Regions from separate parts of the Homo sapiens genome. Here all the other regions are linked to region 1. The links are chromatin loops, found by intact Hi-C in ENCODE. Cell type or tissue: PC-9. All regions are shown on one strand.

Region 1 (5,000 bases):
GTTGTGCCCAGAGAACCTTCTCTGTCTCCTCTAACCATGGGATAAAAGGAGATTTCCACAAGAGCGGCTCAGGGACGCAGCCCATCTCTTAAGAAGGAGGCTCTGAGAGGTGAGTCCAAGGGTGTCTGTTCTGTGCGATTTTGAGGCTCTGCAGGAAAAAATCCTTAGCAGAATCCGAAGGGATGGAGTCAGGACCAAGTGACTTTGAGGGCCAAAAGGGAAAGTGGGAGGTCCGTGGTTTAAGGACAGCAGAGTCAAGGATGAAAAGATGCCTCCTTGCGATAGTCCCCAGGTTAGTTCTTTTTGAAATGAGTTTTTAGCCCCGATGTGACTGAGAAGTAAGGGGCGAATCTGTGCAAACACCGCGTTGTGTCCGCCCGGCTCCCAGTGCTCCCAGGTCTTTCTGGAGCAGAGCGGTTTCTGCGCATCACGGTCCCACCATCTGGATAAGAGGAGGTCCCGAGCCTGAGCTACTCTGGGGGCCTCTGGGTGCCCGGGGCCAGCGTCATCGGCTGACACTGCCACCTGTTCTCATGTCCCTTTTTGTTTCTTTTCCAGGGACAAGACCATGGATGCAGCACATGGCCACAAGGCAGTTTCAAGATGCCCATGTCAGGCAGAGGATGGCTCAGTGGTCTCTAACCCACCTAACATTTCATGAACTTTACTCCTGGTCCCGCTCCCAAATTAGACACTGGAGATAATGGATCACTGTAAGCATAAAAGGGGCTTTTTGTTTTCTTTTACAAATATGCCTAGATAATTCTCAGATACACCTGAGTAACAGCACACGTTCTCTACCTTTCAGACCTGTTGAGGGTGAGAGGGAGACGGTTAATGAAAGGCTGTGAGAACGCGATGCACAGAGTCCAGAGAACTTTTGAGATCATCATTCCCACCTCTGAGTTCCCAGCACTTTTTTTTCCAAAAACCGTTTCATACTTAACTAAGGAATCTGTGCTTAATTATTAGCATTAAGGAGAATAGTGAAGGCTAATTGTGGCCAGCGTTTTATTCTTCAAGGTGCAGAAAAACATACATTTCCTTCCTTCCTTCCTTCCTTCCCTCCCTCCTTCCTTCCCTCTCTACTTCCTTCCTTCCTTCTTCTCTCTTTCTCTCTCTTTCTTGCTTTCTTTAGCCTGTGCAGGAGTCAGACTCTGTATTGCATTTAGAATGAAGATAAGTCAAATTTTTAATCCCTGAGCCAAACACATCGGGTAACTTTCAAGTTCCCCAGAATCTTCTGATTTTCACTTGGGTTCAAAACCACAGTTCCACATGCAGTTGAAGTGGCATTTTCTTCCATTGGCAACTTCTGCATTTGGTATCAAACCTTTGGTTATGCACAGAGCTGAGGGAGAGCAAACCGATTCTTCACGCATGTTCCACCCTTGGAGCACTCACCCCTACCTCTAGGAGAGCCCCTAAAATGAGCTTGAGTCCTCCATCCAGAAACGAACCAACACTTCTCACAGAGAAGATGGCAGGGCCTCGTGCATCAGAACCCCAGCCAATCAGGACTGCAAATAAATACCCAGAAGCTGGTCTCAATGATGCGCTTGGTATAGGAAATGAAAGACGGAACCAATGGTTTCAACAAAATGAGAGCAGAACTGAAAGTCTGCAAATAAAAATTACAGGTCCTTCATCACAGCTTTCCCTCCACACAGGCCGTAAGAAAACCATGCAGTTCTCTAAGAGAATGTTTTTTTTTTTTTTTTTCCAAGAGCTCTTGAGTCATCTTGGTTTCTGTCTCTTGATGTAGAATTGACTCTGAAAGCAATAAAATAGTAAAAACACCTCATTCCCCTGCTTTGCATGTAATGGACTAACCAGGAAGATAAAATGTCCCACTTCCGGGGCTCTTCACCTGACATCACCTTAGTTTGAAGTTACTTAGCTTGGTATTCTGGCATATTTTAGAAAGCAAAAAGCACCTTAAACCTTAACATTTTGTGTCATTTCTAGGCCAAACACTTTGGGGCTTTTAAAAAAAGTACACCAAGATAAAGTCATCATTGACTCTGTTGAAAGAAATGGTAGGCAAAAATAAATAAATAAATAAATTTGACAAATGTATTAAAAATTCAAGGCTAAATGGGTTGAACAAAAGATTGGAAGCCGAGGTAATCTGTGAGAGATCCATGCCCAGCTGGCTAAGCTTTTCATCCTTCGGTTCTTACCCCTGACTTGCTGAACCAGCATGGTTAGAAAATGTGGGCCACACACACAAACAACGTTGAAATTCCTTGGATGTCAAGCTTTTGATTCACGCCCATTCTGTAAAGCATTAGGAGGTCAAAGGTGTATGGTTTTCTGCACTTTGGAAAAGAAGGAGCTGACCATTTCCAGCCTTCAGTGCTCTCTTTCATGCTAATAATTGAGCTGGAATTCCTGAAGAATGACACTGGGCGCTGAGGTTCGTCCTGGGAAGTAGGGGTGGGGTTTGTACCTGCAGTTTGCATAGGATCCTCCCACTGACCTGCCTGTTAGAAAGGACAGTGGCTTCAAAATCTGTTTGTTGTTCATTTGTTTTTCTCCCCATAGAGAACAAGGTGAGTGGAGGTATCTTCAATGAGAAGAAAGGCCTGAGCTCCCATTCTCCTGTTACAAACACACCATGTCAAATATTTTTCGAGTCAATATGTTTTAATAAGTGCTCTTTATTTATTGGGGCTACAATACTACAGTTGAAATTGTTTGCAGACTTCATTGATTTTGACTGGAGGTCCCTGGAAGGCATGGTGGTTCCTGCCTCAGCAGAAACTTGTGTGGCAATAGGAGTGGAGGCCAGAGAGTCCTTAGGTCAGTCCCAAATTCCCTGGGAAAAAAAGGGTTAACTGTCCCTGCATTGAATTAACTGTGGGGATAAAACATTTGTGAATACCATGTACACACATAAAATTGCCCCTAAACAAATTATTCTGGAGATACGTTATTCTAGCAAATGGTCATTCGCACAACGCACACAGCACAGCTGTCCTTTCTGGGTTCGTATGATTCAGAAGGTCCCAGCTGAATCGTGACAGCAGGTGCATAAGTGGCCTCGAGCTTTTTCCTCATTATTTCCAGCAAACCCCGTCTCTGTCTACTTACCTCCTTCCTTAACAGCCTTTTCCTAACCAATTCTTTCTGCTCCCCTAGAAATATTACATTCTGCAAATGCGAAAGGAAAAGAAATGGGTATCTGCTCAGTGCCGATTTCAGAGAGTATCTACAAAGCTTTTCTCTTTTGCACAGATACTGCACTGAAGACTCGGAGGGGTTGAGCCGCTGGAGCCACGCAAATTCAGACACCTCTTCCGCCCCAGGTCACTCTACTCGCCCACGCTGCCTGCCACACCCATCCGGTTGTGCGGGACACTCCCCGCGTTTCTTCAGCGATTCTTATCGGGCTCCCTCCTTGTTCAATAAAGGTGAAGGGTGTGGGGTTTTCTGTGCATACGCTCAGGAAGTTGAGTCCCGGTGAAACGTGTCAGGTTGCCATTTCCCAGGCTGGAAAGATTTTCCCAGGACGGGTATGAATAGACGATGAAAGTGCACACTCTTACCCGGCTGCCCGACCCAGGTGCCAGGCTTCTGACTCAGGACCATCTGTGGGTGCGAGTGCAGGGAGGTGAGTCACTGCAGCCTTGCTCAGTCCCCCTGCAGAGGTCAGATCCTGGGCCCCAAAAGCTGCTCCAGGATGAAAGCCTGCTCTCAGTGAGACTAAAATCCTGGTCATTTGTGTTCTGCAGTCATGAGCATGTAACCCTAATGTAGAACAACAACTTAGCCAATGACTATTTTTTCTGTTCATGCCACAGTACCTGAAGGAGAATTGCTGCTTCTCTTAATGGTGCCTGCCACCCAACCCAATAGTTAGCATGTGAACGTCTTGCTTGAGATCAGCTTCTGGGTGTAAAAATAAATTTAAATATAGAAAATTCAAATAACACCCATTCATTTATCAAAGATCTCAAATGTTCTATGATCAAGGCAAAAATCTAGTAGCCAAACAGAGGGTTCCCTAGCTGGTTTGACAGCCACACAGAAGGATGGTTTGTACACAGCCACTATTTTTCTAGAAGCCAGGGTAGCTTATGTTTGGGACATATATAAAATACAAGGTAAAGGCTCTTTGATTTGGGGAGGGATGATGGGAGGGGAAATAAAGGCATAAACATGAAGTAACAAGGGAAGTCAAAAATTCAGGTAGATAAGGCGAGAGCTGACGCTGTTGCAATCCATTCTTCATTCCCCATACGTGAGTTGCCTGAGGTTTCTGAGGTCACAGAAGCTGTGATGAACATGATTCAGTAGGAAGCAAGCAGGAATAGGAGCCAGAATCCTGAGTTCTCCTCTCAGCTCTGATGCTGACACTGTGATCTTATTATGTAAGATTAAATAAAAATCGTGTTTTAGACACGTAGGCAGAGAAAAAGTCACCATGCTGAAATTGGCCAAGGGACTGAACAGAACCTGTTGCGTAGGATCTTTTCATGATTCTAAGTTCTACAGGAGTTAGACACAATATCTGAACGGTCTCAGGTCTCTATCTTTAAGATACTAGAACTCAGGATTGAACTGGAATTTGAAGCAGAATACTCTGTTTGCTGAGTGCTGAGTTCTGCCAAGAGATAAATTTTTCTCCAGCCTCTGCAGACAGAGGCACCCTGAGCTCCTGGGATCTGGGGCAGCAGCCTCAGGGCTGTCCTGGATTTGAACGGCAAGTACAGAATTGCACCCATCCTCTCAGTAAACCTGAGCAGTAGACATCCCCATGCCCACTTTAGAAAGAGGGAGGTTAAAGCTCCCATGTGTTAATCAGTTCTCATGGTTAGAAACTTCTGGAGCTGGCATTTGAGAGATCTGTTGGACTCTGAAGCACATCTGTCTTCTCATTTAAGCCCTGTTCTAGGCATTTGCCCATACAGGGTGTGAGACTGGGCTTGTCAGTAACGTCCCTGCACTTGTAGAAACAGGACAGAAGAGGCTGCTGGCATGGGCCACCACACAGG
Region 2 (5,000 bases), 73 kb before region 1:
ATCTATCTCCTACCCAGGTTTTTTTGTTTGTTTTGCTTTTATGTGCTTCTATCAATTTAAGCTGGATTTTTTATCATTTGTGTTGGATATTCTTAATAAACAGACTGCATTTCAAAAGAAATCCTAGTATATTTTAAAGTATACTTTTTAAATGCTAGGATGGCTAAAAGAATCTATAAATCAACTCATTAGACAAATAGGTGAAAAAACTGGGCATCTTTGGTTTAGGAAAGAAAGGATCGGCCAAGCATGGTGGCTTACGCCTATAATCCCAGTACTTTGGGAGGCCAAAGCAGGTGGATCACGAGGTCAAGAGATCAAGACCATCCTGGCCAACACAGTGAAACTCCCAACTCTACTAAAACTACAAAAATTAGCCGGGCATGGTGGCACACAGCTGTAGTCCCAGCTACTCGGGAGGCTGAGGCAGAAGAATCGTTTGAACCTGGGAGGTAGAGGTTGCAGTGAGCTGAGATTGCACCATTGCACTCTAGCCTGACAGCAGAGGGATACTTCTTCTAAAAAAAGAAAAAGAGATGATCAGAGTACACATGTTGTCCTCAGCTATTTTAAGCGGTGTTATCTAGAAGAGGGAGAAGACGTGCTGTGGAGCCCCCAGTCATGTGTAGTAACATCACTAGAGTGATTCAGGTAAGACCTGGTGACAGGGAGTGTTGCCAAGGAAGAGATGCCTTCTCAGGGCAGCATTAAGGGCTAAACAGCTCTAAAGTATTTTGAAATTGACCAGCCTGACTCAATAATTTGAGCTGAGAATTCCACTGTGATGCTTCATGCTAACAATATCATCTACAAGGATGGCTTACCAAGAAAACTCAAACTCACTCCGCAGGGGTGAAGATGGGGGAGGAAGAGGTTAAAGGCCAAGTGAGAAAAGATTGAATTTTGAACAGTTTTCTGAAATGCTGCCATTGATTTATTAGTTATATCTGGGAGTAATTTACATCCAACCCAATTTCCCCATGGCTTAAAGCCACTCAAGAAAGTTCACATACCTGTTACACAAACTGTTGCATTCTAAAGTCATAGGCGATGCTTGTTGAGAAGTCCACAGAAGTGATAGCAACTACATAAAATAATGTCCACCAGAGAGTTGAATTTTTAAGAAATAAAATTTTGAATGAATAGACTTCTATAGAGTTTGGATAAAAGTCTCAAGAATTGGGTGAATTTATTGGCTATCAGCTCCCTGCAATAACCTCAAAATATCTTAATTATGAAAATGTGATGAATCTTATTATTTCAGTGGGTGATAAGACATTCAGAATTATTTCCATAAAAATAAGAATTATGGCAGCAAAACATTTATTCAATTGTTCTGGCTTACTACATGGTAGGCTAGTGGCTAAGATTTGTAACAGATACAACAAATACCAATAACTTTTTAGAAAAATAAAGATTTAATAGATGTGTTTTGTAAACAGTATGTAAGTAGATGTAGAAGATATGCTGTCTGATGTGAGAAGGAGCTGAAGGATCATTGAAGGCCGCCTCCTGTGTTGGCCCCACTTTATTAATGAATGTACTGAGACTGGGGCTCCATTGACTTTCCTGAGGTCACATAACTGATAAATGATCAAACAGTTGTAGGACCAGTTTCCAACAACACCGATCTTCGACATAAAAATCCTGAATTTTGGGATGGCGGAGTTGTTCTTCAAACTCAGCCTGTCTTCTCTATTTCTGTTCTGACTGTCTTAGTAATAATAGTAGATACAACTTATATGGTGCTGTCCTAGAATGCTAGGGTTGCCAAAACAAAATGGCTCAACCTGGGTGGCTCAAACAATAGAAACTTAGTGTGTCACAGTCTGGAAGCTAGAAGTCCATGCTCAAGATGCTGTCAGAGTTAGTATCTGGTAGGGCCTCTTCCTTTGGGTTGCAGACAGCCACCTTCTCCCTGTGAATTCAAAAGGCCATTTGCCTGTGTGCAAGGAGAGAGAGAGAGACAGAGAGATCTCCGATGTCTCTTTCTCTTCTTATAAGAGTACTTGTTCTATCAGATTATGGCCCCACCTTACGGCTCAATTAACCTTAATTACCTCCCTAAATTACCTAACTCCAGTTACATTGGGGTTTAGGGCTTCTCACATATAAATTTTGGAAGTGACACAATTCAGTATATAAAAAGCACCTGGTGTTTCAGACACTGATTAGTGGGTTTTTTTTTTTTTAATTTACTAACTTACATACTGCTAAGCAAATTACAAATTAATTTATGAAATTGATAGTTAATTAATAAATTACTAATTGAATTATGACAATATCTATTGTTATCCCCACTTACAGGTGAGAAAACGGAGGCATAGAGCATTCTAATAACTTGTTTATGGTCTTGTGGAGGGTTGAGCCAGGTTTTGGGTCGTCATATCAGTCCAGTCCGGAGTCCAGGTGTGCTCACCCCCTGCCTATCTGACCTCTCTTTACCCCTCTTTTGTGGTGTGGTCTATCACAACAGATCCTAGGGCTCGGCCTATTCGGCAGACTCCAGAGGAAGTTAGTTTCCTAACGTGAGCTCTCACGGGGTGAATCCATCTGTTCGTGGCCCCATTTTCACAACACGGTAGAATGAATGGTAGGCCCACATTCCAGCTCCATCAGCCTGCCTAGCAACCCTTGCCCATCATCCACAAGGCTGCCCCGTCCACAAGGCAAGCTCCCGCCAGGTCCTCTCCAGCCCCAGCCCCATTTCTGAACGTGGATCATTCTCCAAACATCCCGCACGCTGCTCCCCCAGTCCGCACATCCTCCTCTCCCTTCTTTTCCAGGCGTGGTGTCTCCCTTCCTTGACAGATTTTATCAAGATTCAGGGAGCACAAACCACACTGTCTTTGCTGTGCCCACCCACTGCTCTCTCCATACTTGCTCGGAATATCTGATGCACTGCACCTTTATGACTCATTTACATCTTATTCATCATCTTTTCAACTTTAGACAGAGACTTCCTGGAGGGCAAAGGCTGTGTGAATGTTATTTTTGAATGCCTAGTTCCCAAATTCAAGCTGGAATATACTTGACCGTCAATATTTGTTGAATGAATGGTTGCCCAAGTGTTATGGTCTGTGTTGAATGCATTTTTTTTGTAGCTAACATGAGGAAAGCCAATTGGAATTCAATTTTGTTGACATCTTCCTATTAGCCAGAAGCAGGAATAGAATCCATCTCTGTTGAGGTCCCTGAGGGCAAGGCAAGTAGCTCCTCTTGACGTGTGTCACTGGATAAACAGAACTCTAGTAAAGAGTTTGCTCATTTTTAAAAGTGAGAAGAGTTGCTCAGTTGTTCTAAAAATATTGTGTCCTTATTACCATTGCCTTTGGAATATATTTGTTCTGTTATTTATCTCAGAAATAATTCTACCTCTAGAATACATGCAACACAGTTCTATAGCAGAAGTAATAATACACAATTGCAGGGTCACGTTCATGTATAGAAAACCGAAATCTGTATCTATGGCATGCAATTGATGAATGTCCTCTCCACATGAATTTTATTGGCAAATAGTAATAATTGATAGCTGGGCAGTTCTCTACTTTTCCAAGCATTCTCATCTTTTTTTTTTTTTTTTATTCTCAGAGAAATATGTGAGGTCTTTGGGCAGGTGGGGCTTTGTTCTTCCATTCTACCTGTAAAGAAGCCAGGACTGAAGGAGCTTTTTACAGATCATGGAGCCAGTCTTGGATTAAAGAGCTTTACAGATCATGGAGCCAGTCTGGGAACCTCAGTGAGACTTTGCTTCCTCTACACAAAGCTTCCCTCATTCATGTAAAGCAAATCATAGAATTTCCCTTGCTTTAGAAATATATTAAGCTCTTAAAGATAAAATTCATATACAGAAAATGCATAATTTCAAAATGATTAGAAAATAAATGGCTATATTGATAAAGATGTGAAACAAAGTAATACTCTTGTTCAGAAAATTGACACCAAAAATTTAGTTTCTATTAGATAAAGTAATGGGTGAGAATAATAATTTTGAACTTGTTTTTACCATCATTTAAAGAGGATCCAAAATGTTGGTCAGCAATGCCTTCATTCACTCATTTATGCAACTTTGTCGTGCTATGAGCAATGGCACTTTACACATGGAAAATGCACTTGTTTCATGTATTTAAAAACCTCCCTGTACACCAAGGTGTAGCAAATATCACATGTGTAATCCATGAGGCAAGACAAAGATGAGCAGGCCGTGTAATTTGCAAAGAAAGTCAGGCTTGGTTTGTGTGCCTGATTTAAATGAATTCTAGAGAAAGGAAATCGCTCTTAGGCAGAGGAGAAGGCAGGGTGCTAATGAATAAAATGCTGGGCATCAACTTTCTTGCCTGTTGACACCATCGTCTTTTTGCCTAATGATCTCTCCCACTACCAGACCACGAACTTGGAACCCAGCAAATGTAGTAACTCTAGCGGACCATGCTGTGCCTGGCAGTCATAGAAGGCACTCGATGAATGCTTGTTAGTGAGATGGCTCATCTTACGATTGACATGAACACACCACAGAAATCCTAGCATGTGTGTGTCCTGGAAGGAGAAGAAGAAAATGGCCTCTGTGGACAGCTCCCTGCAGTCCAAAGCTACAGGTGCTTGGTGTGTTGCTTCAGTTCAACTCTGAACAGCTCCACGAGGACAGGATGAACCTCGAGGAGGCATGAACTGCAAGAGAGGCATGAATCGCCGTGGAGCAGATTGTGGCAAGTCTGTGTTGGAGCTCAAAACTCCTCATGCTGGAGTTATGATGCATCTCTTGCAGGCCACACATGCCTCCACTCTGGACTTGGTGCTGACAGCCACAGAGACCAGGGCTTATGCTCTTAGGACCATGGGGGAGGCTGCCCTTGCCCTCCAGGGAGACAGATATCGTGTGTTGTTTTCCCAGAGTAGAAAGAAGTGGCAACAAAATACTGAGGTCAACTTGATAATCTCACCATTCTGGTTGACAAAGATGAAAATGCAGAATTTTCAGAGTTCATCAGCAATACATTACT
Region 3 (5,000 bases), 94 kb before region 1:
GTCGGCCAGGCTGCCACGGCAACACATCACAGGCCGGGAGGCTTCAAAGATAGGAACCTGTATTCTCATAATTCTGGAGTCTGGGAGTCCAAGATAAAGGTGTCCTCAGAGTTGCTTCCTCCGGAAGCCTCTCTCTGCAGCTTCAGACGGCCGCCTTCTTGCCATGGCCTCACAGGGTCACCCCTCTGCCTGTGTCTGTGCCCTAATCTCTCCTTCCAAAGACACCAGCCAGATGGGACTAGAGTCCACCCTAGTGACCTCACCTCACCTTAATCACCTCTTTAAAGCCCCCCGTCTCCAAACAGTCCCATTCTCAGGCACTGGGGGACAGGACGTCTGCACATGGATTTGGATTTTGGGGGACATGATGCAGCCGAGCTGAGGTCCCAGACAATAGCAGCATCCTGCAGCCATGAGTGAGGTGGGCAGTTTCCTGCGGAAGACTCCAGCCCTGGCCCTGGGGCCACCAGACCCTGAGGACCAGAGAGAAGTGGTCGCTCTGTGCGTGCGGGAGCTCCTGGCTACAGAACCCGTGAGCAGAATACGGTGCATGTTTGTGACCTGTAGTTCTGGGCCCCTGGATGCTGATTATTCAGCCATGGTCACTGAAATACCCTCAGCCTGGGAGTTCTCATATTATCTCAACTAACCTTTGCGCACATCAAGGTGCCTGTCTCACGGATGAGGACACTGAGACACACAGGATTAAATAAACTGCCCAAAACACACAGTTGCTAAGTGGTGACCCGGACTTGAACCCAGTCTGGCTGACTCCCGAGCCGTTCCCCCCGTGGAGGAGGTCTCGGACAATGCCTGACTCCCGAGCCGTTCCCCCCGTGGAGGTGGTCTCGGACAATGCACAGAGACTCGGTGTGGAAGACCCGCGCCATTCCCACAGGCGTGTCCTGCTCTTTTCGGGACTGGCTGCAGAAGAGTCCCTGCCTGCAGCTCACCCAGCTCAGAGGATGCTGGTGAGGCCACGCCTCTGGCTGTTCCAGGCAGACCCAGCACCCATGTCAGGAGCAGCCAGTGTCTCCCCAGGACGGCAGATGGAGGCAAACCCTGGTGTCTGAGTGGCTTCAAATAGCTGTACACCTGGAAGCCTCAAAGTGCAGGGAACACGGCAGATGGGGGCAGGTGGATGCCCAGGAAGCTTCACCACAGTCACCTGGCTTATTTGCCCCGGCCGGGCCATTCACAAGGCTTGCTGCTGAAAAGGAGTAGGTAGGCTCTGCCCACCCAGCTTTGCACTGCAGGGCTGGCTCCAACCCACACAGGTAGGCAGCCTGGCAGAGGGGAAAAGCCAGCTCAGTCACTCTTAACCGCACTTGCCTGCTGGCTGCTGCTTCTTTTTCTTTTTCTTTTTCTTTTTTAAGAGAAATTGATTAAGCATTTTTCCTTTTTTCCCTGTTTCTGAAATATATTTGGAGGATACACTATTTCTATTCTGATACTCTCTCCTTAGAGGAAAAAAAAAGTTATTTTTCACCTATTGATGCAGCAAAACGGAACCAGAAGCAGGAGTTCCAAGCCAGCCGTGCCTTTCTCTCCACTTCCTTCCCTGGGTGCAACCACAGCGGCGTGGTAGTGACTGTGGATAGTAAGTTCCTGCATTGTGGCTCTTCTGCCCCGCGTCGAGGGCTGAGCTCCCTGCTCTGCCGATGTGCTTTGCCTCCTGGAAGCTTCAGACATGGAAGCCATGTTCTGCCAGACCAGGAGAAACCCCACTTTCATCCCACGTCTCTGGTTATCAGAGCATCAAATCCAAGTTTGACCTACATTACAGGGCAAGTCGGTCATGAGCACACACTGGACCATGACAAATTGATTGTCGTGACTTTATTGATGTCAAGGGGGATACAGTGCCACGATTAATAATTTACCCAACAGAGAAAAGCTTTTCTTGTCTCTGTGATGCCGGAGAGCCCAAGGTTTGATTGTTCCAAGTCCGAGCACTAAGGAGGGAGGTGCTCACACTTACAGCTCAGGTGAAAATCCACAGCAGAAGATTCCTGGTAGCCTCCTCTCTGCGTGCCCACAAGTCGTCGAGGCAGAAAGTGAAGTTTGTTCTCTTATAACAAACCATTTGGACAGACACTTGGTTTTTCTGTTCTCAGAATTTTTTCTGCTCTACCCAAACTAGGGGTTGGCGTTGCATAGGTACCATGGGCACTTGGGGAATGCCTGTTTCGTTTCATTACATTGAGCGGTGATAAGAAGATTCAGACACTAATTGGCATTTTCCCCTAAATCTCCATGGAAATGCAGTCTCTATTCCAGGGCACCATGTACTGCGAGGACTTTATACTCGCCCTCCGAGTGAAAGGAGAATGAAGGAATGAATACAGAGGTGGACAGGGTCATTTCTGTCCCATAACTGCATATTGTGGACATTTTTCTTTTCTGAGATGGAGTCTCGCTCTGTCACCCAGGCTGGAGTGTGGTGGCATCATCTCAGCTCACTGGAACCTTTGCTTCCCGGGTTCAAGTGATTCTCCTGCCATGACAGGCACCCACCACCATGCCCGGCTAATTTTTGTATTTTTAGTAGAGACGAGGTTTCACCGTGTTGGCCAGACTGGTCTTGATCTCCTGACCTCGTGATCCACCCACCTTGGCCTCCCAAAGTGCTGGGATTACGGGCGTGAGCCACCGTGCCCAGCCTTTTGTGGACATTTTAAACAGCAGGGAAATTAATCCTGAGCAATAAAAAATAAATAAATAAATAAATAAATCATGGTTTTTATTTGAATCTTAAAAAAACAAAACGAAACATGTTTTCACTTTTTTTTTTCCTTATCTAATTTGGCTACTGCTTCACTTTCTCTGCCACCTCTCTTACTGCAGTTTCAACTAAATGACTAAGCAAATTAGATCTTGAGTTGCTTTTCTGGAATGCGGAGAGTTGGAGAATCAGATAAAAGTCGAGGTATCTCTCTCTTCAGCAGCTTCCAGATCGGGGGCTGGAGCTGAGCGGGGGTGTTGTGCAATCCCGTACTGTTGTCGAGCAGGCTTCAGTTCAGGGAGACCAGGCAGGCTGAGGCCCAGGAGAGTGCCCCCTTGCATCTGCCCTGGGGGAAACTCTAGAAGGGGTAGAGAAAATCCGAGAAGAAAGGATATTTTTACACGGTAGGATTGTATTTTTATCCCCGGAGGCTTGCTGAACGCAAGTTTCTGGGTAAGTTACACAATACAGGAAAAGTAACTGTTTAGCGTATAGGTGATACGTGTTGGAGGCCAGAGCGCTCTGCAAAGCCCCGCCCCTGTGTGTGTTGTGTGGTCTGAAAACAAAGAGCAGGCATCACCTTCTGGAGGTGAGGCTGGCCCGGGACTCAGATGGCTCTAACTCTGCGGGTCGCCTGCCCAGAGGCTGCACTTCAGCCGGCGGGGAAGCCAGGATGGATCTTAAGTCATTCGATTCTCAGGCCATAGGTTGTTGCCAAACTGCAGCCTGGAAAAATAGTCTATTGATTTTCTGAGTCAAATAAAGTTATGTTAATGTAGAATTAAATAGATAGTCACATAGCTGTAACATCCCCAAAGATGGAAATACTACACATCAAATGTGCCTGTGGTCTCTTTGTTCATCTGTTCCTTCCTGTTCTTACTGCTATCAGAAAAAAACATACCTAGCATTGCTAAATAAGGCTTGAGAAACAAGCGTGTTTTGTAAATAGCACATCTTCGTACAAACTCATATAATATTTTCAAACCCTGAAGTCGCTTGCATTTTTCTTCGCTATTCACAGCAACTCTGCAAGATGCTCCTCACATTGGGTTTAAATTGTGACATCATATCCAAATTATGTCCCCTTGGGCAACTCAACTAAACTCTTTTCCCCGTTTCTTCATCTCTAAATTGGAATGATAATACAAGCTTCCTCAAATAAATCAAAGTGAGAATCAAACCAGCCTGGCCAACACGGTGAAATCCCGTCTCTACTAAAAATACAACACTAGCCGCGTGTGGTGGCGGGCACCTGTAATCCCAGCTACTCGGGAGGCTGAGGCAGGAGAATCACTTGAACCCAGGAGGCAGAGGTTGCAGTGAGCTGAGATCGCATCATTGCACTCCAGCCTGGGTAACCAGAGCGAAATTCTGTCTCAACAAAAATAAATACATGAAAAGTCAGGTTAGGTATGTGGGTGCTAAGAACCACATGCACATGGAACTGCTTGCCGCTGTCTCCGTTATTTACTAGAGGAAGACACTGATATGGCGCCCAAGCCTATCGCTGGTCTGACCTTTTCACACCATCACAGAGGGGATATGAGGTTGGACGTGTTCTCCCTGCCAGCCTTGCCTTCTTGCCGTCACAATCATCCCTCTAGATATGCCTGCAACAAGGACCCAGAGTCCTAGGTCTTGGCGCCTTTGCTGCCGCCTCCCTGGGAGGGGTCACCCGGCACACCGTGACCTCCTCACCTCACCCCTCTGTAGCCTTCAACCCCAACCCCCCTTCTTCGCATGACAGTCAGAGTGAAGAGAGAAAGTATGATTCAGATGTGTCTCTGCTATTCCACGCTCCCAAAGGCCTCCTCATGTCTCTGGGGGCAAAAGCCAAAGTCCTCCCACTGGCCTTCAGATGCCCCACAAACCCACCACTCCGTCCCTCTGACAACATCTCCTCCTGCTCTTCTGGATCCAGCCACCTCCTTGTGTGTCTTCAAGCTCTGCAGCCTTCACAGGGGCCCCTCCTGCCTGGAGCACTCTTGCTGTGTATCTGCGTAACTTGCCTCTCCACCTCCTCACCTCCTGTCTCCCGCTCTCCGTCCTTCTTCCTGCTGTTCCTTTCCTCCGCAGCACCATTCACCTTCTAACAGGCTGCTCCTCATGACTTCTGTATTTGGTCAGTTTCCCCAAACAAGAACGCAAACTCCACCAGGCAGAGGCTTGCACTTGTTTCGTTCTCGGTGGATCCCCCATGCCCCTGGAACAACACGTAGTGGGCATATGATCAGTATTTGTCGAATGTGTAAATAAAGAAAGGAAGTAAGGA
Region 4 (5,000 bases), 130 kb before region 1:
GTGGGCACCCTTTTCTTCCCACTTTCCTGCCAGCTGGTGGAACGTGGGTGCAAGGACAGACAGCCAAGCTGTCATCTTGACCGAGGGGAAGCCCCAAAGTTGGGCACGGCAGAGCCTGGAGATAGAGGGAGACTTACATCAATCTGGAATGGGCCGGGCTCAGTGGCTCATGCCTGTAATCCCAGCTCTTAGGGAGGCAGAAGCGGAAGGATAGCTTGAGCCCAGGAGTTCAATACCTGCCTAGGCAATATAGCAAGGCCCCGTTCTCCACAAATACAAAAAAAAAAAAAAAGACAATCCTGGGATGACTACCTCCACTTCATAGACTTCATAAGAGTAATAAACCCCACCTTATGGAAGCTACTGCCAGTTTGAGTTTTTCTTATTTGCCATCAAACTTAATATTTTTTAAAATTTTATTTTATTTTATTTTAAGCTCCAGGATACATGTGCAGGATGTGCAGATTTGTTACGTACGTAAAAGTGTGCCATAGTGGTTTGCTGCACCTATCAACCCATCACCTGGTATTAAACCTGGCATGCATTAGCTATTAATCCTGATGCTCTGTCTCCTCCCAGCCTCCCAACAGGCCCCAGTGTGTGTGTTGTTCCCCTCCCTGTGTTCTCAATGTTCAGCTCCCACTTATAAGTGAGAACATGCAGTGTTTGGTTTTCTGTCCTGTGTTAGTTTGCTGAGGATAATGGCTTCCAGCTCCATCCATGTCCCTGCAAAGAACATGACCTTGTTCCTTTTTATGGCTGCATAGTATTCCATAGTGTATATGTACCACATTTTCTTCATCCAGTCTATCATTGAGGGGTATTTGGGTTGATTCCATGTCTTTGCTGTAGTGAATAGTGCTGCGATAAACATGTGCATGTGTCTTTATAGTAGAATAATTTATATTCCTTTGAGTATATACCCAGTAATGGGATTGCTGGGTCAAATGGTGTTTCTGCATCAAACCTAATCTTAACTGATTTTGGTCCCTTACAGGTTGATATTTTAGGTGGTGGAAACTTAATCTGGCATCCCTCAAATGATTTTCCTCAACTTTAGCCAAATTAAAAAAAAAAGAGAGAGAGAGACAGTACAAAAAAGAAAAAGAGAAAACTAAGGACAGCTTGCCATCAGGCTGGTAACTGTTTCTCCATTCAATCATTCAGGGCCAGGAATAGGGGAAAGGGTGGTGAGCCAGGTGTCCGGCTGGCAGGGTGGAGAATGGGCTCTTTTGTCACCAAATCCATCTGTAGATAATTAACAGCTGGCTGGAACAGGTAACCAAAGCCAGCCTCTTCAGATAAGGCCAGAGGTGAATTACTTCCACGATGAATGTCATGTCTGTCTGTGGAAGAGCGAGACGGAGTATAGACCCTGATGTGTTTGATGAAAGGCAGTTCGTGGATGTAAAATATGATTGTACACTATTACTCATTGAAATGGTTTGCAGCAAAGACAGATTCTTAGAGGCAACTGGCTATATAGTCTCTTTTTTTTAATAGCATATGTGTCAGCCAAACAGACATATGCCTTAACAGCTTTTAATTATTTCTACTGTTTGCTTACTTCTTTGCATTAAACATGACTTTAGTCTTTTGCATATTCATCTGAAATCTTCATTCCCTCACCCGCAGTAATAACTTCTTTAATAATTGCTGCCAGGTCTGTGGGGATTTTTGTAAAAACAATCAGCCTTTCTTCAAACCAAAACATTCCTATTTACCTTGAAGTTTTTTTTTTTTTTTTTTTCTATTCATAGTTTCTGCTTATCCTTCCTGGCAGGAGGGAAGTTTCGATGGCTCCCGCACGCACTAACTTGTTTGTTAACTCTGCAGTTCAGAGCAACCCTGTTTTACCATGAATCCCCTGGCAGCCTGACAGTTTCACTCACAGGTGTGTCTTGGGGCAAAGTCATCCCCAGTTCCAGGTCTAACTCCATTAATTTCATAGACGATTCTGAAAAGGGTTTATAACATGATATTACTAGGATCGTGTTGGTTTACATTGAATAGAAATAGTGTGTCACAGGAGAAGACAAAAGAGATTTTTTTTTTTTTTTTTTTTTTTTGAGACGGAGTTTCACTCTTGTTTCCCAGGCTGGAGTGCAATGGCAGATCTCGGCTCACTGCAACCTCTGCCTCCTGGGTTCAAGCGATTCTCCTGCCTCAGCCTCTCAAGTAGCTGCGATTACAGGCTTAAGCCACCGCCACCACGCCTAGCTAGTTTTTCGTATTTTTAGTAGAGACAGGGTTTCATCATGTTGGCCAGGCCGGTCTCGAACTCCAGGTGATCCGCCTGCCTCGGCCTCCCAAAGTGTTGGGATTACAGGCGTGAGACACCGTGCCTGGTCCAAAGAGATGTTTTTATGTGGTTCACCTTCGACCTTCATCAGGGTGACTCAGGAGGCACATTCTGAAGCCACTCTCCAACACTTAAGTTTTTTGCCAGGTATTTTTCACAAAGCAACGATTTGAACAATGAAGGAGAAAATGTAGCCTCGCAACTTCATTCGTAAATAATCCAGACTAACCGCACGGAGTATAATGGATCAAAGTGAGCAGAATCGCTCACTTTGGATGAGATCAGCCCTAGAATGAAAGCAAAACCGAGATGATGGACGGCGCAGGCTCCTTGGAGATCCGTGTTCATGACACCTGCAAGGACTGTGGGCAAGCTGCCAACCAGACATGAAATTAGCAATTAGTTGCATATTCTTCCGAGTGGGTCATGTGCTCCTTGCAATCCAGGCACATCTCTTTCCATCTGGCAGGGGTGTGGCGTATTTCCAGAGGGCTTCAATGCGCAATCCGGCAGCGCACTGCTGGGAGCCCCGGCACAGGACGCCTGACCACACTGACATACACATATTCGCGTCCGTCTTTCCCTCTCTCCACTCCTCCTGCCCTGCCTGCTCCCATCATTCCGACCTCTGATCATTTCTGTTCTCCAGACAAGCAGGATGAGCAGGAAAGAGCCCGGGCCTCTGAGTCAGAGGATGCCAGTCCAAACCAGGGCTGTCTGATGAAATGCAGATGCCCAGTTAGAGTGTCATTCCAGGTAGACATCAATTTTTATTTTAGTAGTAGTGTGTCCCAGTGATTAATTATTTCTTGTGTATTTGATGTTTCAGTTTAATGAGCATCCTGCATATTTGTTTAATATGGTTAAATTTGGCAAACTTGGTCTAAATTTAATTTCTGTCATGAATTTAGACAAGTCATTTAACATTGGAGGTTCTCAGTTTCTTGACTGCCGAGACGGGGTGAGTTGCTGAGAAGGGAAAGGGATAAGCGGTAGGATTATTTCCCAATGTCTGGCGCTCTGTTCACCAATTCAATACCTATTGTTCTATTAACAGATTCTTGCTGAAAATCTCCAGCATGCCAGCCAATGTGATCCATACAAGCCAACATCAAAGATGAATAAGAGGTATTCCTCAGGAAGTAATACCTTTATAGAAGTTTATAGCATTTTACCTTTATGGTAATCCTATGATTCAATAGTTATAATTTCTGCTTTATTCATGAGAAAAATGCAACATAGGGAATTAATCGCAAAAGTAGTAAGGGGAATGGACAGGAATGTATTTCCACAGCCAACCGTTTCTTACAATGCAGCCTCCAAAGTCTCTCAAATGACAAGGCAGAATGGAGTGTGAGCACTAAACGTACTAGGCGCCTGTGACTGGTAGACTTCCGTGCTTACTCTGTCATCATCTTTTTGCACATTTTAAGGCCTTCCTGAGTCCCAGAAGAGCAAGTGGAGTTGTGGCTAAGGCGAGCTATTGTACCATGGTGAGTTGGACATCGCTGTTTTCTCGTGGGAGCCGTTTCGAGAGAGCTCTCTGTAATGTCGCCGTGTCCTTCGCCTGCATACAAAATGCAAACACAAGACGTGTCATTAATGAGACAACCCAGATTTCTTATTCTTTCTCTGACCTTCCCCCTGCAATCCTCCTTCGATGGGATGCGGGCAACTTTCTGAAGGACTGAAACCCGGGGGAGAGGGGAGGATGTTTACTGAGCACATTACTTAGAACAAAAATAGCTGAAAGCTTCATGATATCTTTTTAGGTTATGTCAAAATGTCCCTGGGGTCAAAATACTGGTACCAAAAGAGTCACATGAAAATGTCATGCCCAGATGGAGCGACGGTTCATGCTTCATCATAAACGTTTGCCTTAGAATGCAGAGTTTTCCACTCTATTTATTTTTCCAAATTCCTTTGGCCACTCCTCCCAGCAACACTAAGTTCTTTTGAAAACAAGAACTAGAATTCCCCCCTATGAAGTCTATAAAACCTGCAAAGGGTTTAGAGATATGCTGGAAAAAAATGGAATACAAAAGGCTCAATACTTAAGTAATTTTATGACTTCCTTCTTTCCTGAAGAGCAGTCAATAATGCAACTCCTTGTGTGTAATATTGTAAGTTCCCACCATCCACACTTAGATAAGTATCAGGACCTAGCTCAACTCATTTATTTTGTCTCTCCATCAATATCGTGAGTGCATAAAAATATGGTTCTTGTCAGTGCAAAGTAGATGCATTCAGCAAGAGTGGGGTGGGTCCTTCCTCCAACAAGACTACGAGAGTAGAGGGAGTTTGCCGAGTAGCTGGCTGCTGCCTGGGTGGAGGAAACCAGGGGTGGAGAGTCGCCCTTTTCTATCTTTTCCATCCCTGGGGTTCACAGACCCTGTTCTTCTGTGGGTGTCCACAGGTCCAGAGGTGCAACCCTGCAGTGGGATGTCATAGGATGTGACCTTGGGCCTTGTGGGGAGACTCTGCCAGTCTGTGACAGGGATGTTCCCTCTGTGACCCCCTATTCCAAGGGCGTCTCTCTTCCTTTGTCTCCTTCATCCCCTTTGGAACATCTCCTAGGACCTAGGGTTCCTCTGGAGTCTGATGGCCCACTCCACGATGACACCCCAGCCGGGCCAGCCTCCTCCCCTTGTGCCCACATCCCACCACCATGGGTACCTGCCTTGAGCTGTAATCCCTG
Region 5 (5,000 bases), 900 kb after region 1:
ACCCAGCACACCCCTAATGTCTACTATATAGCTGTTTATAGGCATCCCAAAATCAATCAAGAAGGTGTGCCTGACACTTTGTAGATTTCTTGAAAGATTTCCTTTCTCTGCACATCTCTATCTCCCTCTCTCCCTCTCTCTGAGTCTCATCCTCCTCTTCATTCTTTTCTCTTCTGCCCCTTCCCTCTCCATGCTATCTCTTGCTCTTCTCCCTTCCTTACCCTCTCTGTCTCTCCCCATCTTTACTCATTATGGCTACTTTGCCTGACTACTCTTGAGTTATTTCGACTTGGACTAGAAAAGAAAAAATGAGAGCCAACAAAATGGAACAAAGAATTTGCCCTTTCTCCTGAACATTAGCATGTTTGGTGATTTATGTGTAGCTTTCCTAGGATAATATGAGACTCATGTTTACAGGGAACATGGAAATCTAGGAAACAGAGACAGAAGTCACCTTCCTTCCCCCCCACTCCCTCCAATTGCATCACTGTACTGGACCCATGAATAGACACCAAGGGGGCAGGCGCGGTGGCTTCCGCCAGTAACCTCAGCACTTTGGGAGACTGAGGCAGGCAGATCACCTGAGGTCAGGAGTTAGAGACCACCCTGGCCAACATGCAGAAACCTCTTCTCTACTAAAAATACAAAAATTAGCTGTATGTGGTGGGGCACACCTGTAATCCCAGCTACTTGGGAGGCTGAGGCAGGAGAATCACTTGAACCTGGAAGGCAGAGGTTACAGTGAGCAGAGATCACACCACTGCACTCCAGCCCAGGAGACAGAGTGAGACTCCGTCTCAAAAAAATATAGACAGCAAGAGCCCACTGTGGGTTAGGCTCTGTGCCTGCTGCCAGAGAGTCTCAGGGCCAAACGTTAGTATTCAGTGGCAGAGGTGAATAAGTGACTCGATGGACAAAAGTCATATTATAGCAACTAAACTACTTTACATGCTGGAAAACAACCAGATTTTGCTCATATTACCTTAAGAGATCCAAGTGTTTTTGTGAACAAAATAGCCAAGAACACAGTGCTGCAACATCTCCTTTTTAGCGAATTTACCAAAGGTGTATGCCAGATAAGAATATGTATATAAGGTCACTTTATATTTGGCAGTGGCTATGCAAATAATTGTAGTTTTGATATGAATTGATCACCGTAGCAGTGACCTCTCCTACTCTGTGGCCATGCGTGGATGTGAACTCTGTAAAGAGGGAGAGAACTAAAAGCATCAGGGCTGGCTGCTCGACAGGACTCCTCCACTCCGTTTGTGTTTCCTTTTCTTTCTTGCAGAAGAGCCGTCCTCTGGCAGATATGTGAAAGAACTGCCTATGAGGAGCGAGAGGCTACTTCGCACACCTCGCAGCTCAGGTCCCCGGAGACGGCTTTACAGGCACACAAGCCCCTCTCCCAAGCCATCTGCCAGGAGCCCCATGAGGAACACAGCACAGCGCCTGCATCAGAAGCCCATGGGTTTGCCTATCACATGTCTTGTTTTCTCCTGATCCGTGGCTCACAGGCTCAGTGTGACCCAACCTCCTAGATTTCCCCATCAGTGCTATTTGCAGTGCCCCCAAGCACTTTCCTCCACTCCAGTCCCTGAGCGCATGCCAACGGCCCTATTTTCAGCCACCCCTCTCCATGCCTCTTGTCTGTCTCTAGCTGACAAGCAGATTATCTCTTCTGTCCACTTTGTTTGCCAATGTACTTTGGCACCATTGAATTCCAACACATGAAGTAAACTGAACTGTGTACAACGCTGAGCACACACGTGGTTTGGAGAGCAGCCCCTTGTCAGGATCCAAAATGTTCCCAAGCCTTGTTGATATTTGGGTCACTGCAGATCTCTGAGTCCCCCTTCCTTTTTAATCTTCTTCCCCTCAACTCATTCTCAATTTCTCTCTCTGAAACCACCTGTGAACACACTTATGCATTCAAATAGATGCATACTGTTCATGCTTATATTTTTCTGTAACCGTCATATCTAATAAATACTTATCATCCAGGAAAAAAATGTTGTTGGGCAATAATAACATGCTAAATAATGGCAAGTCCATTATCATATTTTTGTAGCAGTATTTCCTTTACTTGTCACACACACTTGATGGAAAACTTCAAAAAGTTAATTTGAAGCAGTCTTTTCAGAAAACAAAACTGAGTAAAATCATTTACCATCGTTCAAAAGAGCAGTCCCCAATATTAACAGTAGCAGGGACCCATTTTGTCCACGGATGTGGTAGGTGGGGGATGGTTTGGGGATGAAACTGTTCTTCTCAGGCATTAGATCCTCATAAACAGCACCATCTAGATCCCTGGCATGCGCAGTTCACAGTAGGGTTTGCACTACTGTGGGACTCTAATGCCGCAGCTGATCTGACAGGAGGCAGAGCTCAGGCGGTTGTGCCCAATTGCCCACCACTCACCTCCTGCTGTGCATTCCTTACAGACCACGGACCAGTACTAGTCTGTAGCCTGGGGATTGGGGACCCCAGATTTAAAACGCTTTTTTAAAGATTGGCACAAGTATGCCTGTTTTTGCTGTAATTATATTAACTGCATATCTGTACACTATCCCGACTAGCCTGGCTTTTATTTCTGCTTCTTCACTTTGGTGACTTCTGTCTCTGTTTCCTGGATTTCCATGTTCCCTGTAAACATGAGTCTCATATTATCCTAGGGAAGCTACACATAAATCACCAAAGATCCTAATGTTCAGGAGAAAGGGCAAATTCTTTGTTCCATTTTGTTGGCTCTCGTTTTTTCCTTTCTAGTCCAAGTCAAAATAACTCAAGGGTAGTTGGGCAAAGTAGCCATAATGAGTAAACACTTAACAGGGCGTTTCACCCAGCAACTGTCTGCAGATAGCAGTTGCATGAATCATGCAGAACACGTGGATGTCTGTTAGTCTCCAGGGATTACCAGGCTCTGACTCAAGGGTGGAGTTTGGTTACAGAGGCACTTCACATGCCTCAGCAACCTGGGTAATGTCAGTTGATCCTATTATAGGCAGAGGATCAGCAGTATTCAGACCAACACTGTGTTCATTCAGTTCCAGTCCAAAATTACAGTGGCACAGCCAAATAAATCTAGGTGGCACAGAAAAAGCTACTTATAATAGAAGCTACTGGAAGTCCAGCTTAGCTATGGCTCCAGGCTTAAACAGATTCCCCTGTCAATATCCTATTTGTCACTCCAGGACGGTGTGTCAAAGCAACGGGCTAGGTTTCACCCTGCCCCTGCCTTCAGTTTCTTTGATGTTTAAATGCCTCTGTACAGGAATCTGTTTGAGAAACAGATCTATTTTTATTCATAATTACTTCTCCATCTGTCTCGGTATTTTCTATAAACAGAGATTAACGTCCTGCGTGTTAACCTATTTTAATCTGTGAACTATTCAGAGCCAAAATGTCTTTTTAAAGAGTAACAAGATGATATGAACATTCTGTTTCACAAGGCAGAGCTGAGCGTTACTGCAGGTTCTTCAAACCATTCAAAGAAGAATGGCTTTAAAAATAAAGTCTAAGGAGCGTTTCATTCACTACCATGAAACTACATATCAGCTTGATTTTTTTAAGCTAGCAGGAAAAAGCGTTCTCATGAAATGTTTAACGTGGATATTTGTCTTTGTGTGGGTTCTCCCTTTGATGTATTTGGAGGTAATTTAAGAATGAGGGTTTGGGACTGGTAGGGCCTCCATCATTTATTACACAATCTTGAATAAAACCCTGAAGTTCTCATTTCTTTAGGTTCTCCATACATAAAATGGGAACAAAAATGCCCAAGTCTAACTGAAATGTTATTGAAAGGATGATATAAAGTAATGTGAAAAATATATAAAGAATTGCCCAAATATGTGAAATCCTGTTATAACTAAATCTAGAGTCATTAGGTGGAACTCAACCATTACTACATAAATAAATGGACATTAAAGACTCATTGACTTCACTAAATCAACATCTGTTAAACAATTGTATAATATATGCCCTTGTGGATTTTGTGGCAAAGCTGAGGGTCTTTGAAATATAAGAAGTGAATGCTTGCATTGCTCATCTGAAAAATAATTTCTATATCTAGACATGTCCATTTCTAGCTATAAATGATAAAAGTTTGTTTCCTCATTCCACGGCTATATTTTTGTCACATACTGTTTTTTGTTTGTTTGTTTATTGAAACAGAGAATCGCTCTGTTGCCCAGGCTGGAGTGCAGTGCTGCCATCTCGGCTCATTGCAACCTCTGTCTCCCAGGTTCAAGCTAATCTCCTGCCTCAGCCTACCTAGTAGCTAGGATTACAGGCGCCCGCCACCAGGCCCAGCTAATTCTCCTGCCTCAGCCTCCCAGGTAGCTGGGATTGCAGGTGTGTGCCATCACGCCCAGCTAATTTTTTTTTTTAATTTTTAGATATGATGGGGTTTCCCCATGTTGGCCAGGCTGGTCCCAAATTCCTGACCTCAAGTGATCCACCCACCTTGGCCTCCCAAAGTGCTGAGATTATAGGTATGAGCCACCATGCCTGGCCTGTTTTTTAATACAGATAAAAACATACTATGAAATGAACCATTTTAAAGTGTACACTTCAGTGGTTTTCATGTATTCACAAAGTTGCACATTCATCACTACTATATAATTCCCAAATGTATTCACACAACAAAAAGAAATTCCATACTAGCAGTAACTTCTCCTCTTCCCTCAGCCCTGGCAAACACTAATCTAGTTTTTGTCTCTATGGATATACTATTTCTGGACATTTTATATTTTTTATATTAAGATTTCTAGCTTCCTTATCTTCGATAATGTTTTTAAGATTCAGCCACATGTTACCATGTACCAGAACTTCACTTATTGTGTGGCTGGATAATATTTCATTGTAGGGCTATGCAACACTTTATTTACCCATTCACTCTCTCTTAAATGGACATTTGGTTGTTTCCACATTTTGGCTATATTTGTTTTTGGTTTCCACATTCTGACCAAAAAAAAAAAAAAATGCTGCTATGAACTTTG
Region 6 (5,000 bases), 140 kb before region 1:
ATGTAACCAAACACCACCTGTTTCCCAAAAACCTATTGAAAAAAAGTTATTTCCCACGAATATCTGTGCAATTTAAAACATATACATAAAAGTATATTAATATTCCTCACACTCACACCTTTTGAGACCACTAGAAAGATTTAGGGGAAAAAAAAAGGAAATTCAGACAAAAGTAGTTTTTCAAGCTGAGTCCTCAAAGCAACAAGTAGTAGCATCGTCTGATCACTTAGCAATAAGTTCCTGTAGCTCCTTTTGCACCAGGTAGTCAAGTAGGGACAACTGGTACTGCCAGGGACCAGGCTACATTTGGGGAGCTGACAAGAGCAGCATCAGAGTAGGCTTTAGTGAGGAAGCTCATTGGGTTCATGGCATGCAGCCCATGAAAGGGATGAAGCAAGAGGACCCCCTGGTCAGGGCAGGGCATCCATCACGTTGGGAAGAGCAGCCAGTGCAGGGTCAGGCTGGTGAACGGAGGGGACGGGCCAAACGTGAATCTCAAAGCAGAAGCAAATACAGGCAGGTGCAAACCCAAGCGCTGTGCTCGGCCTCCTCAATGTGGATTGCAAAACAACAGTATTTACTGGGGCTTGCTATAGACAAGACACTCTGCTAGGGGAAGGGGATACGTAGAGGCAACAAGACAAAATGCCTACCTTACAGAGAGGGTATGGACTAATTGATATGCTGCATAATGACCATTCATCAATGAAGGACCGCATATTCTATGGTAGTCCCATAAGATTCTAATACCATATTTTTACTGTATCTTTTACGTGTTTAGTATGTTTAGATACACCAATACCATTGTGTTCCAATTGCCTACAGTATTCAGCACAGTCATATGCCATCCAGGTTTGCAGCCTAGGGGCACAGGCTACATCATACAGCCTAGGCGTATAGTAGGCTATGCCATCTACATGTGTGTAAGGACACTCTATGATGTTCACACAATGACAAAATCACCTAATAGCACATTTCCCAGAACATGTCCCCAACATTAAGCAATGAATGACTGTAGCTGAAAAGGGTAATTTAACAACGGAAAGCAGTGGGTGGCAGTCAAGAGTTCTAAGAAGTCCAAGGTGAAAGTGCTCTGTGAATAGATTGCTGGTCTCCTATTTTGCTTTTTGAGCCCATCTGTGCTGTGCTTTTGGAAAAATGTTGTCAGTCCTAACCTCCAACACTCTCAGTGCATTTGGAGCAATACACTTCTGGTGAACAGAGAAAATACCATATTCTGCAAGTGAGATTTTTTGTCTCCATTCTGTGGTTATTCTTTATCCAACAAAATGAAGTTTTAGAATTTAAGTTAATGAACATTTATTGTGGACCTAGCTTACAGAGTAAAGGGACAGATGAGTAAAAGAGTCTTTGCCCTCAAGAGTTATGAAACCTGAATCACAAGAGAAGTATAAAAAGGGACTACCAGAGAGTTCAGATGAAATGAGGTGCATAATGAATGTGCCTTCAGTGGGGCACAGATGGAGTTATGTGGGAGGGCATGGGGAAACTCTTAATGCAGGAGTTGGCCTTCAGATGATCCTTCAAGTGGGATGGTCATTAGAAGGAGAAGAGATCCCCAAGGATGAGCAATGCCAGTATCTGAGGCCAGATGGCCCGGAAAGGCTGGTGCTAGGGGGAGCAGCAGTCACTCTGTTTGTCAGAGCCCAGGAGCTCTTGTACAGAGGCAATGGCTGCACCAGCTGGTGGAACTACATTGCAGGAAACCTCCAAAGCCACACAGGGTTCATCTGCTTTTCAAAAGGCAAAAAAGGACTGGTGGGAAGTTTCTGAGCCAGAAGGAGACAATATCAGTTATATCTAAACCAAAATATTTTTAACTTGGTGCAAGGTTTCTAGATAAATCAGGGAACTGGATAATGAGTCAGAAAGAGTGCCAGGAGGATGTCAGCATCGCAGAGGTGCTCCCTGCTAACATCACATCCTGCACTCAATTTTTTTTTTCTTTAAATCACTGCTCGGGTTGTGTGGCATGTAATGAGAATGGTAAAATGCTTTGTTCTTATTACTGTAATTTCAATAACAAATATGGAAAGAAACAACGAAATGGCCTACACAATAAAAATAATTGTTAACCCATTTTACTAGCTCTGTGGCTAAATTATATTTTTATAAATTACAGTTCCAGTGGAGGCAAATGTGCTCGCAAGTTCCTTGTTAACAAGGTCACCAGTATAATTTGAATATTTTCCACAGCTGTTGCTCTCACACCTAAAGAGGGAAACAGCTCCAGCTATGTAGGGCAAGTGAACGAGAATGCTAATGAGTCTAACAGATTGGTTCAAAATAGAAGCATAAACCTTCAATTCATGAGGACACAACCGTTACGAAACCAAAGCCGAGGAGCTGGTCTGTGTTGAGGAATTCAACACTGCAACATCGTTCGAATATTTGACATAGTTCTTGACCCAGGCTTGGCAAAATTTGTCCACTATAAATAGAGGAAGGAGGGAAAAGTTTATGAGAGACCATATAATTCCATAAACATGAATTTCACTCTTAGAAGAATCCATAAAGAATACTTTGAAAACATGCTTTGTGAACGCTCTTTCACTGAATTACTGTGTAAAGCGTTTTGGCAGCAGTATCATGTTCTATACAGCAGAGCTAAAATTGCAAATTCACAATGATACAAGTGATATTAGGTAATTAAGACAATAAAGATTTATTTGATGATAAGAATCAATGGCTTGATTTACCAAATCAATTGGTTTACTATTTTGTTTGTTTAAGTGGAGATGAAGTAAACTTCCATCACAGTCCTTAATGATAAATCTTTATTGTTGCTGCTCTTTTCCATTCTATCTGCGTTGAGAAACTAGTTTTTGGAACTCGCTGTAAGAGCTGTAGAATGGGAACAGGCTGAACCACTGAGTAAGAGGGAAACAGGTTTTGCACAAGACGACGTGCAAGTGGAGGATCTGACGTGGTTTGAAAAGCCGTGGGGCTTTGACTAACACACTGAGGCATGGAGGAAATGCCACCAAATTCCTACCAAAGCACACTCTGAACATCGACATTATACTAAAGCGAATAATAAATAAGGGGCAAGAACTTGCAGGCACTGCCCATTTGCATTAAAGTCTGACAAATTCCTGCTCCCAAAGAATTCCTCAGGAAATGCATTGAGATGATGATTCTCAGATCAATTCCCTAGCATTCAGGGGAAAAGTTTTTTAAAATCACAAAATTAAAAAACAATGTCTTTCAATACTCCAGGCACTGATTTGAGATGTTACACTTTTTGAAGCCAGACTCGGTACTTTTTGGTATATTGGGCTCAGAGTCTCACTGGTACTAAGCTTATTTGATGCTTTGGTGTGTTGGGCACAGAGCTTTCCCTGGTATGTAGCTTATTTGTAAGTTTCTATAAATTGTTGCAAGTCAGCTGTAGGAAAAGCAGGCATCTTGAGAAGTCCTGGTAATTATTCCAGAGCACTAGGCTTACATTAAAAAATAAAAAAAAAACTTAGCCCAGAGTGTTGTGAAAAAGACCAATGGAGATTATCATTTAGCTACCTAAGAAGAGTGTAAAGAAAACAAATTATTATCCTAAAATACTAGTGATGATTTACCTAATTAATCTTTGACAGCTTGAAATGTGTCCTCAGCAAACGGTAATGTGGTAGTGTGTGCTCAAGGAACACTAGATTAATGAAGCACAGATATAAAAATTGCATCTGTTAGATTATGTAATTCTCTCTGAGTAATTTTAATTACTGGGTATTTCAGGACCTTCCAAATCTTCTTAGAACAAAAATGTCTTATTTTATTTTTAAGAAAACTTACTTTGAGTTTTCCATCACGCTAAATATTTTACTCATCGAGACCTTTTTTAAATTATAAGACTTTTTTTTTCTTTCTTTGATTTTGGCAGCATGGGAGAAGGAAGGTAAATGAACATAGAGAAGTTATCTAACAATTTGTTTTCATTTAACATTCAACAAGGGAGAGATTTGTTTCCTCTCCAGATTTTAAGAGATTTAAATAAGGTCGTTTATGTTCAGCTCAGTTAAGCTACTGATGATCATTCTGTTCTCTTGGCAGTAAAGTGTCCTCAGCCTATTATTTCTTTAGAACAATAAAATAGCCCGGGCTGCCCAAGCCATCATCCTACAATGGGTAGAACCATGCATAGATTATTAGCTTGCAACCACACTTCTGCCTCTATTGGATCATGGCAAGGGGGCCTGACAGCATAGACCTGCTTCTTGATAGAACAAAAAAAGAAGGCTAGCCCGTTCACGACAAGATCATTTACTAAGAAAATATTCAATACTCAACAATTGCAAGTCTTGGGACATTTAGAAAATAAAATAGACTTACACTCCTTGAAGTCATCCCAGGAGAATTCTTCCGGTGAAGACTAAGGTGATCATTCAGCCCCTCGCTCGTTGGGGAGAGAGAGTTAAGTCACAACTGAGATGAGAACATTGGTCCATGGCATTGTGAAATGGATATGCGCGTTAGTATAAAGGGCATCACTTAGTTCATTTCCATCTGGCCAGTGTTTATTCTGTGCTTTTTGTATAAGGCGAGAGTGCAAAGAGGTATGACCAGTCCTCTAGGAATCCCTAGCCAGTAAAAAACTTTTGTCAAAACAGAGGAGAATTCCTCTTCTAGCAATGTCCATCTAGCTGGCTTCTGACTCACCTTCCAACTCAAAACAATGAGACATACTATGTGTTAAATGTATCAATATATACACACACACAATTAAAATCTGTTTGAAACTATAGGGCTCCCAAAGTAGAAACCTCAGATTTCACAATTAAGAAAACTGAACACCAGTTAAAATTTCAGTTTCAGATAAGCAATAGGTAATTTTTAGTTCATGTATGTTCCAAATATAGCATGGGACACGTGTCAAAAGTTATTAATTGTCTCTCTGACGTTTCAGTGTAACTTAGTGTCACACATTTGCCTACAGCAAAGCAGGGAGAACCTGAGGGGCTACCATTCAGGACATCCTGACAGAC

Evidence for each region. Hi-C counts contacts between places; a loop is a spot of excess contacts. Peaks named below come from ENCODE experiments on the same cell type or tissue, not always from the same donor. Only the 100,000 strongest peaks of a DNase experiment are listed, where the experiment ranks them.
Region 2: a loop joins it to region 1, with 8 times the contacts of the local background. A loop is called at or near these places in 3 of 110 quality-filtered maps.
Region 3: a loop joins it to region 1, with 2.7 times the contacts of the local background. A loop is called at or near these places in 10 of 110 quality-filtered maps.
Region 4: it touches region 1 in a loop (6-fold over the local background); 11 of 110 quality-filtered maps call a loop at or near these places.
Region 5: a loop joins it to region 1, with 4 times the contacts of the local background. A loop is called at or near these places in 6 of 110 quality-filtered maps.
Region 6: it touches region 1 in a loop (9-fold over the local background); 11 of 110 quality-filtered maps call a loop at or near these places.

What each region holds. Positions count from the first base shown.
Region 1 is chr10:3,759,778-3,764,777 of GRCh38, forward strand. It overlaps LOC105376363 (a long non-coding RNA gene), which reads left to right and starts at 525. Exons shown (of 4, transcript XR_001747332.1): 1 at 525-713; 2 at 3,241-3,616. RefSeq lists enhancers at 1,304-1,403, 2,819-4,018. In PC-9, no CTCF peak of the experiment used is centred here; DNase peaks (open chromatin) are centred at 1,774, 2,314, 3,504 and 4,244; H3K4me3 peaks cover 1,936 bases; H3K27ac peaks cover 4,459 bases.
Region 2 is chr10:3,687,120-3,692,119 of GRCh38, forward strand. All of the region lies in intron 1 of LOC105376360 (a long non-coding RNA gene), which reads left to right. Among named protein-coding and RNA genes, the nearest start is that of KLF6, 96 kb to the right of the region's middle. In PC-9, no CTCF peak of the experiment used is centred here; a DNase peak (open chromatin) is centred at 3,072; H3K27ac peaks cover 2,481 bases.
Region 3 is chr10:3,665,530-3,670,529 of GRCh38, forward strand. All of the region lies in intron 1 of LOC105376360 (a long non-coding RNA gene), which reads left to right. Among named protein-coding and RNA genes, the nearest start is that of KLF6, 120 kb to the right of the region's middle. RefSeq lists an enhancer at 2,814-3,315. In PC-9, no CTCF peak of the experiment used is centred here; DNase peaks (open chromatin) are centred at 2,952 and 3,252; H3K4me3 peaks cover 1,411 bases; H3K27ac peaks cover 2,926 bases.
Region 4 is chr10:3,634,091-3,639,090 of GRCh38, forward strand. All of the region lies in intron 1 of LOC105376360 (a long non-coding RNA gene), which reads left to right. It overlaps LOC107984193 (a long non-coding RNA gene), which reads right to left. Exons shown (of 3, transcript XR_001747330.2): 3 at 3,497-3,869. Among named protein-coding and RNA genes, the nearest start is that of LINC02669, 130 kb to the left of the region's middle. In PC-9, no CTCF peak of the experiment used is centred here; DNase peaks (open chromatin) are centred at 1,811 and 2,571; H3K4me3 peaks cover 1,581 bases; H3K27ac peaks cover 2,649 bases.
Region 5 is chr10:4,660,408-4,665,407 of GRCh38, forward strand. The region is part of intron 1 of MANCR (mitotically associated long non coding RNA); the gene reads right to left. It overlaps LINC00705 (long intergenic non-protein coding RNA 705), which reads left to right. Exons shown (of 3, transcript NR_015425.1): 3 at 1,292-2,012. Among named protein-coding and RNA genes, the nearest start is that of LINC00705, 6.8 kb to the left of the region's middle. RefSeq lists enhancers at 930-1,913, 1,914-2,896, 2,280-3,479, 2,750-3,044, 2,770-3,064. In PC-9, no CTCF peak of the experiment used is centred here; a DNase peak (open chromatin) is centred at 2,874; H3K4me3 peaks cover 531 bases; H3K27ac peaks cover 2,411 bases.
Region 6 is chr10:3,621,617-3,626,616 of GRCh38, forward strand. All of the region lies in intron 1 of LOC105376360 (a long non-coding RNA gene), which reads left to right. Among named protein-coding and RNA genes, the nearest start is that of LINC02669, 120 kb to the left of the region's middle. In PC-9, no CTCF peak of the experiment used is centred here; DNase peaks (open chromatin) are centred at 1,825, 2,345, 2,955 and 4,585; H3K4me3 peaks cover 3,114 bases; H3K27ac peaks cover 4,245 bases.